Regions from separate parts of the Mus musculus genome. Here region 1 is linked to region 2. A link is a contact called in ENCODE Hi-C or POLR2A ChIA-PET data. All regions are on one chromosome and are shown on one strand. Each heading gives the region's core, a stretch centred on a gene start or an enhancer-like site at or near the end of the contact. The rest is flanking DNA. Distances are from core to core; before and after follow the strand shown. Region 1 holds the start of Elf1 (E74-like factor 1). Region 2 has its middle 6.7 kb from the start of Kbtbd6.

Region 1 (4,364 bases), core at 1,128-3,627, 36 kb after region 2:
ACAGCTGATTATACCACACAAAGAATACTGTATTAAAGCACCATTCAAAATTAAATAGTTTTCACTAATAAATTACTAGATATGTAGGGAGATGCACACAGACCTCTAGAAAGATAATTTATTTTCATAACTCATTAAAGTTATTTTATTGCATAGGTACCTCCTGGGATATTTTTTTCAATTTATGTGGTTTTAAAATCTCATGGCAGTTTTGGTAGGGATTAGCCTAAGCCAAATAAAATATGCACAATCTTTAGCACCTACTAGCAAAGCCAAAGGGAAGAGCAAAACTCCTCTCAAAGCCTAAGATGATTTAGTAGTGTGTAATGGCAGACTGTAGCACAAAATATGGCATCATTCCGTGGTGTACAATAGTTCTGCCAAGTAATACGTTATGTATATGCAAGACACTATAGGGTTTGCTTTTTCAAGACAGGATCTCTCTGCGTAGATCTGGCTGTCCTTGAACTCACTCTGTAGAACAAGCGGCCCTTGAGCTCGGAGATCTGCTTAATAGCCTCTGGATACTGGGATTAAAGATGGGAACCACCTCTGCCCTTGCTGACCCTGTAGTTTTTCAAAACGTATTTTCTGGGTCTACGCCCCTGTGAGTGTGTAAGGACATGAGCATAGCCGCTAATGGAGGTCAGAAGAGGCTGTCGGACACCCTGAAACTGGAGTTACAGGTAGTGTCGAACTGCCATGTGGGTACTGGGAACTGAACCTCAACCCTCTGCAAGAGCAGGAGTTGTTACTGACTGTGAAGCCATCTCTCCAGTCCCCATAGCCCACAGCTTTTGATACAGTAGCTTGTCTGATTGTAGAATGTCTAAGAGGGAAGAAAGCCAGCTGACGTCTTACTTTATGCTTTAAAAGTTGGATCTAAGTGGTGGTGCACACCTTTAATCCCAGCACTCCGCGAGGTCAGCCTGGTCTACAATAGCCTGAGTTTCAGGACAGCCAGGGCTATACAGAGAAACCCTGTCTTGAAAAACAAAAAAACAAACAAACAAACAAAAAGTTGGATCTAGGAGTCTAGCCATGGTACACACCTTTTTTGCCAGCACTTGGGAAGCAAAGCCAAGTAGATCTCTGTGGGCTGCGGGCTAGCCTGGTCTACAGAGTGAGTTGCTGTCTGGAAACCCTGTCTTGAAAAATCACCGCCCCCAACCCCCTTGCAAAAATAGTGGGCTCAAGGCTTTCAGCATAAGGTATATTACAGCTGCTCCCTTTGTATCTCACCAGGGAATAATGCTGTTCTCCTTCCTGTGGAGAACAGGAAAAACTACAATATTCCTTTTTAAGGGGCAGGTATTCCATAAACAAGATTATCCCACTCACTGTCCATTTCCTCAAAGTCCCCAGAAATAATTTGGCCTTAAAATCAAAGTCAGATTGATGAAAAGGAGAAGGCTATAGCTTTCATAAGAGGAATCAAACAAAAGAAACCTTTTTAGGTTTTGAAGAATAAAGAGCACTATACACGAAAGTGGCTTATACACACTAAAGTCAAAAAAACAACACATCACGTGAATATTTTAATAAAAATTTCATACAGGCCTATTGTCTGCTATCCAGCACTTGCAGTAATCACAGAATTTCTTTGGTTGTGACTTCCAGTAGTCGGCCCTGAAAAGATAAAAACAACTCTAAGCTTATCCAAAAATTGAAAGGAATTTTTACAGTTGTTAAAAAATGGGATATAAGGCTGTTTTCGGACTTCTGTCTTAGCAAAGCAGTTGTATTATTTATGTAAAGCTAAAGTCCGTGGAAAACTGCTCTCCGGTGAAGGTAAATCACACTGCACCGAGATGAAGAAGTCTCAAAGTATTTCTCTTTCCCGTGCCCTTCTAGCTAATTCATTCGTTCTGGGGACGCGAGGCTGGGAAAAGCCCCTGGACGTCTGAGGCCGCAGCGCCACCCCGGCCCCGGGCCCGGGCCCCGGCGGGCGGGCGGGGGCGGCACCCGAGTCCCCGGCTCCTGCCTAGAGGGCGGCCGCGTCTCCGAGAGAACCGGCCCCGCAGGTCGGGCGGCCCCGGGCGAGCGGAGGGGCGGGAGGAGGCCACTCGCGGGCGCCTGGCGGCGCAAGCCCGACCCGACCCGACCCGACTCACATGACGGCGGCAGCTCCGCGGGCAGCCCGCGATCCCGCTCACTGATGTCCGCCGGTGGCTCAAGCCAGGACCTCTCGGTCTCGGCGTCCCCCCCGGGTACGGCGTTTCCACGGGTGGACTACGGCGGCCGCGACGGCCCAACCCGCGCGCGCGGTTGTCACCGCCTCTTCCCCTCCCCCACGGGGCGGTACTCGCGGCGCCTGAGAGGTGGGGTCGGTATAAAGGGGTTGAGGTCACCCAGAAGGGACGAAAGCGCGACGGGACCGGAGCCGCGGGCCCCGAGCGTCCGACCCAGGCTCCATCCCGCGGTCCTCACGCCTCCCGGGATCCAGAACCTCCACTCCCGAGCTGGCTCGCAGCCGAGAGGCTCGATCGCCTCCCCCCAGCCCCGGCCGCACGCCGCCGTTCCCACAGCCGGCGCCGCCCTCGGCTTTGCCGGCTTGCCCGCCCGCTCTGTGACCGGGGAGCAGCCCGGGACCTGACGGCTGAGAAAGAAAGGCGCAGCCGCCCGTTCCGGGAGCGCACGGGGCGCCCGGCTTCGGCTCAGAACTTTCCAGGGGCGCGCACCGGCCCCGCTCCTCCCCCCCGCCACGCCCGCGCGCTCCGCCGGGCTCGTGCCCGCGCGTGGGGCAGCGGCCGCGGGGGCGGCTTCGGCGGCGCGAGTTGCAGCAGAGTGGCTGAGTGGTAGCGGCGCTGACGCTAGTCAGGTGGGTCACAGCAGTGCTTGTAGCAGCACTTCCCATATGGTCTAGCGGTTAGGATTCCTGGTTTTCACCCAGGCGGCCCGGGTTCGACTCCCGGTATGGGAACAGTGTCACTTTTTGCTCTAGTTGAGTTTACTTGCTTAGTGGCTCTGGCTGACTTCTGCAGCCGTGTTCGGGGTGAGTTTGGGAGCAGGCAGTGTAGTTGCTCCCGTGGATGGGAGCTTGGCTCTCGGAGGCCGGAGGAGCGCGGCGGCCGCTCTCGGGCCCGCTGCGAGAGGAGTTTCGCTTTCCCCGCGGCTGTACCCCGCCCTCAGCCCGTACTTTTCCAGGCGCTCGGGAGGTGATGATTAACTTGGGCCTCGCCTTATCTCCCCCCGCCCGGGTGCCCCCTCGGCCCACACCCTGCTCCGCCGCCCCCTTCCTACTCGGCGGGCCGGGGCGTGCCCGCTGCGCTCCAGTTACTGTCAACAGCGGCTGGAGACCACCCCGCTGCTCCCTATCGCCAGACCCCCGCCGATCCCTTGTCGCCGGCTGGGCTCTAGGACCCCCGCCGCGTGCACCCGAGCCCGGTCCACCGCTCCCCCCCCCCCCCAGCAACCCTCGCCTCAAGGCTTTTGCAGAATGTCTCTTATTTTCCTTCTAACTCCCCTTTCCTCTTCAAACACACGGCAAACTGCGGAGAAGAAAAATACCACTGGGATGAGATGTCTTGAAAGAACAGAGCCGGCTTTCCCGGAGGCTGTTTGGAGCGTCACTGATTTAAAAAAAAAAAAAAATCATGGGATGGAGGTGGAGCTTGGAAGACAGAAAATTAGCCCGGAGACTGGGGAGGGGATGTTACAACAAAGTTGCACTGTACTTTTAAATATAGAAGCCCTGTGTTTATTACAAAGAAGCGGCCCAGCTGTGTCAGCAGCCTGAGCGCCGTACACGAAACAAAAGCGTTATCATAAATGCAAGTTGAAATTAGAAAATTGGGGCAGCTGTAATGTTTAGTCTGTTGGGCCTTTGGGCACAAATAAGGAAAAACTGACTCCGGCGGATGAGTTTCTGGTCAAAACCATTACTGAGCAGAAGTTTTGGTTGTTTGTGTGTTCCCAACAATATTTTATAGCCTTAACTGGCACAGCTGAGTTTGAAAATAGCTGTTAATGTGATCTATGCGATTAGGGATTAATGAGCCTTTCCTCGTAAAAATTAAACCTAGAAAACTCCTTTAGCGAATATTTAAAACATTAACACAAGTCCTTATGCATGTCAGGTTCCCCACCCCCCACCTCCAGATGTTTTGAGGTGCCTGCTGAACAGCAGGCGCTTTAGGTAGGTGGGTAGTGGCTGGATAGAATCCCTTTGGCCTCCAGTCCTTAGCTATGGGATCGTGCGAAGGTCTTTGACCTGAGTGTAGTGGTGTCTTCTAGCTTTAGAGCCGTAAGCGTGTCACCATCATTATATTACTACGATAGTTTCTCCGTGTGGCTCGAGATAGCCTAGAACTCACTAGGAGCCGGAGCTGCTGAGGTTTATGGTCCTCCTGCTTCTGCCTCTC
Region 2 (4,531 bases), core at 1,326-3,825:
ACAGTAACAATACCACAATGAAGCCAGCTTCAGGGTCTATTGACAGCCACAATGTCAAAAGTCCTTTGTTACCATGTGTTGTGATACGAGGACTTGAATGAGAGCATTTTTAACTTGTATATCGTTTGCTAAATGATGAAAACTGGGTATTTCCTGCAGCTGTGCTCAATTCGGAGGATCCTAGTTTCGCTGGCAACATTTAACACATCAGGAGGTAATCAAACACGTGCCTTCTCTTGTTTGAGCCTGGTCATGACCTTACCTTTGGTTACATCAGTCTCAGTTTGACACAGCCCATTTGATCTGCTGCTTATGAGCCTTGACAGCCTCAATAAACACAGTCTGTTGTCTTCTGTAATCCCTGTGCTGGCTCCGTGGTCATGGTCAACTTGACAGCATAGGGTCAAACTTGTTTCTTGTGGGGACACTCCAGCATGTTGTCTGGGGGACATGAGTATCGTGTGTGTGTGTGTGTGTGTGTGTGTGTGTGTGTGTGTGTGTGTGTGAGAGAGAGAGAGAGAGAGAGAGAGAGAGAGAGAGAGAGAGAGAGACTGTGGACACCTTTCAGTCCAACTATCTTGGCTTTTGAAGCCTTCAGACTAGCTTAGACTCTAGGAAGGACTGGGGGCCCCTTTGCTTTTGGCACTACCTTGGTTGAAAGGCTTAGGTTGTATTTATTGCTTATTATTTTAAGTTCAGTTTTTTCTTCTTTTGAGTTTTTTCTTCTTCACTATGTAGCCTTGGCTGACCTAGAAATCTATGTCTATCAACCTGGCTTTGAACTCACAGTGATCACCTGCCTCTGCCTCCTAAGTGCTGGAATTAAAGATGTGCTCTGTCATGCCCAGCTGATTTAAAAAAAAAAAAAAAAGGTGTGTGAGCACATGCATGGTTTTATGAGTATTTGTGCATGTGGGAGCCCTCAGATGTCCAAAGACGGTGTCAGATCTCCTGGAACAGAAGTTCCAGGCAATCGTGAGTCACCATGTGGGTGCTGAGAATGGAACCCAGGTTGTCTGCCAGAGCAGTGTGAGACCACCAACACTCAAAGTACTGCTGACCCATCTACTCAGCCACCCACTAGCATATAAGAGAGGCTCCTCCTCCTCCTCCTTCTCTTCCTCCTCCTCTGCCTCCTCCTCCTCCTTCTCTTCCTCCTCCGCTGCCTCCTCCTCCTCCTCTTCCTCCTCCTCCACCTTCTAGTTTTATGGAAAAGTTGCTACATCAAACTCATGGCCTTGTGCATGCTAGGCAGGTATTTTACCACTGACCTATATGTCCAGCACTAGATATAAGGCTTTCTGTTAAAAGTAATTTAGAACCAGGCCTAGAGATGCACACCTGTAATCCCAGCACTTGGGAGATAGACACAACAGGGTTGGGAGTTCAAGGCCAATTTCAGGTGCCTAGAAAACCACTCTGAGGCTAGGGAGATGGCTCTGTTTGTGAAGAGATTCCTACACAAGCCTGAAGGCCAGAGTCCAGATCCCCACCATCCATGTCAAAAGCTGAACACAGCAGGGTATGCATCTGTCATCCTACGGGGGCTGGCTGGCCAGCCAGTGTCACTGATCCGAGAGCTCCAGGTTCACTGAGATGTGCTGGGTTAATACCTGACGTCAACTCTTGCCCTCCACCTGTACGCACATGCATGTGCATGATGAACCCCATGTGCATGATGAACCCCATGTGCATGATGAACCCCGTGTAGATCATAACAGAGTCATTCATCCCTAGGTTTCTCAAAGCATTCGTGATTCTGCAAGTCTACTTTAGATTAACATTAAAAGATGCTTTAATCCTTCCCATCATTAAAGCTTATGCACCTTCGAGGGCAGGCTGCGTGACACACATGTGACAGTGTACATGCGTCTCCGTCACGTGCTGAAATTGTTTATCCTTTCCTTTATTGTTTATTATCTGTCTCCTCTGCTACAACATGCTTCCTTGGGGAAGAGACCACATCCGTCTTTTCCATCAGTCTCGAGATCAGTGGGTCTCAACCTGTGGGTATCCACTCCTTTGGATGCTAATGACCCTTTTTTCACGGGGTGGAGGGGTAGAGGGGTGGTGGGGTTTTCCTAATACTTTTAGAAAACACTGATGTCTACATTATGATTCATAACAGTAGCAAAATCACAGTTATGAAGTATCGGGAAAAAAAATGTATGGCTGGGGATCACCACAACCTGAGGAACTGTATTAAAGGGTTGCAGCAGCAGGAACATTGAGAAGCGCTGGCCTAGACGGTGCTAAGCTCATGAAAGAAGACACACATGACTGTGTGATATTTGTTTTGATTTACAGGACAAACACCGGCATTCAAAGCGCATGTCATTCACTGAGTTCTCCAGAGCTGAAGAAAAACAATTATACCAATCCCCATCCCACCTCCCCTTTTTGGTTTGGGTTGCCATAGCAACCCAACCAGCCTCTAGCCTACAATTTAATTCCCGCTGTACTCATTCTCCCAGAAGAGCCAACAGCGTTTTAAATTTTGAACTAATCATGCCTTTATAAATCACATTTCTCACACCGTGGAGGGACGCGGAGAGGTTTCATCTTTTCAAATGGCAGAGAATTGAGCTCAAATCTCTTCAAACCAGTAAGTGCAAAGGAAGACAAAACAGAGCAGTGAGCTGCACGGCCACACTCCTACCGTGCTCCATTCTCTTCTTGTTTCCCAATCTGCCCACGGGCAGCTGCAGTTTCTCTGGCGTTGCCATCCAAGTCATCAGGGAAGTCCTGAAAGACAGTGACTATGAAGAGGCGTCGGGAGAGCTTTCGTCCAGCGTCTAATTTTCTCCTCTTCTCTTCTTACCCATTACTTAACATTCGTGGTTAGCTTACAAATCATTACATCTTAACAAAAATTGAGTAATTTTCTGAAAAGGGCCAACATAGCCTATGCCCCCATGCCTGCCTACCTCCCACACCCTCACATTGCACGGATTAGAACTGAGTTTCATTAGACTGGATTAGTCATTGTGGAAATCAGATTATTAAATCAGCAAAACAAGGTTTATTTGGGTCACTCAAGCAGCCATGAATTTAGTTTTTAAATATTTGTCTAATTTTCATGTGTGTGTGTGTGTGTGTGTGTGTGTGTGTGTGATGGTGCACACTTGCCATGGCACACATGTGGAGATCAACCATGGATCTTGTCCTCCTTGGTTTGAGGCAGGGTCTCTTCGTTGTGCCCACTGTACACTGCTTGCTTCAGGCTCTGAGCTCCTGGAGGCTTCCTGCTCTCTGCACCTTCCTTCTCACCGCCACAAGAATGTGAGATTACAAAAACACTCCACTGTGTCTGCCTTTCTATGTGGGTTCTGGGGATCTGAGTCCAGGTCGTCAGTCTTGGGTGACAAATGCTTTTATCCACTGAGCCATTTCCTTGGACCAAATGTGTGTGTGTGTGCTCAATTTGTTCATTATTTATTTTTGAGACAAGATCTCTCCAAAACCTCTTAATACCTTGACACATTCAAAAATTAGGATTTCATTATGTAGAAAACATAGAAATATTCAGGTCATACTGAGTGACTGTAGTTTATTTCATGTGTATATGGCTGCTTTGACCGACCTGCTTCCTGCTGGGGTAAGAACTAGATCAATGCCTAAGACCACTGGAGCTCTAGGAAGGGCAAGGTTATTTGGGAAGATTCTCTGAGGAACAGGGGTCTTGAAAAGCTGTGGCTTGGAGTGTGTGAGATTCAGTACACATGCCCAGGGCCAGGGGTTCGTACCTGAGAGTACATACAGGAGGAGATAAGACTCAGATAAGAATCAAGGAGATAAGAGTCCGTTTTGACAAGGAGATGGAAATGTCACTGTTGAGCTTTTGGAGGAAAACCTTAAATCAATGAAACAAAGCCATGGGAACGGGCGGGCCTACAGCAGGAAGACTCAGGCATGGGATGACCTTGAGAAATTTACAGTAAAAGTATAGAGAATTAGGGCAGGCTGTGGTGGCCCGTGCTATTAATACCAGTTGGCAAGAGGCAGAGCAGGCTCATCTCTAAGTCCAGCCTGGTCTATGTAGAAAGTTGCAGGTAACTTGGTGGGGGAGGGTGTCTCAAAAATAACCAAAAATAACAAAAAAAAAAAAAACCAAAAAACAAAAAACCCCAAACCATTTATAGTTGGGTATGGAAGTACATACCCATAATCTCTGTACTTGGGAGATGAAGAAAGAATTAGGTGTTCGCAGTCATTCTCAGGTACACACACAGCAAGTTTAAGGCCACTCTGAGCTACTTGCAATGTTTCATAAACAAACAGATTAATAGGTGGAATGGTGACTGGCCTATACCAAAGCTTCTAGGAGACTGAAACAGGTGGGTCACAACAAGGCTAGGGTAGCCTGGATCCATAGTGAATTCTAGGCCAGCCTGGGCTACAAAATGAGACCGTAGTAAGACATAAAGTGGTCTTGAACATCCTCTGTTCCTTACTTTTCACATGGCAAAGACCTGGCAAAAGCAGCTTAGAGAAGGACAGAAGTCTGAACTTGAAGGATCCCACTGTGGTG

The links. Hi-C counts contacts between places; a loop is a spot of excess contacts on that map. ChIA-PET counts read pairs that join two places held with the same protein, here RNA polymerase II (POLR2A).
Region 1: a loop to region 2 is called in a map of left cerebral cortex, with 4 times the contacts of the local background. The contact joins the promoter of Elf1 here to the enhancer-like site in region 2. A Hi-C loop is called at or near these places in 1 of 37 maps with a recorded cell type or tissue (left cerebral cortex). POLR2A ChIA-PET finds 5 or more read pairs at or near these places in 3 of 5 experiments (Patski and embryonic stem cell).

Annotation. Positions count from the first base shown.
Region 1 is chr14:79,478,817-79,483,180 of GRCm38, forward strand. Elf1 (E74-like factor 1) reads left to right here and starts at 2,378. Exons shown (of 9, transcript NM_007920.4): 1 at 2,378-2,821. It overlaps Wbp4 (WW domain binding protein 4), which reads right to left and starts at 2,452. Exons shown (of 10, transcript NM_018765.3): 1 at 2,115-2,452; 2 at 1,557-1,629. The coding sequence starts at 2,116. n-TEttc4 (a tRNA gene) reads left to right here and starts at 2,852; the gene lies at 2,852-2,923.
Region 2 is chr14:79,442,831-79,447,361 of GRCm38, forward strand. No RefSeq gene overlaps it. Among named protein-coding and RNA genes, the nearest start is that of Kbtbd6, 6.7 kb to the right of the region's middle. Within about 2 kb of position 2,576, at least 1 of the 3 ENCODE cell types and tissues checked has a DNase peak (open chromatin) inside an H3K27ac peak, as active enhancers do; it is left cerebral cortex, where a contact is called at or near this core.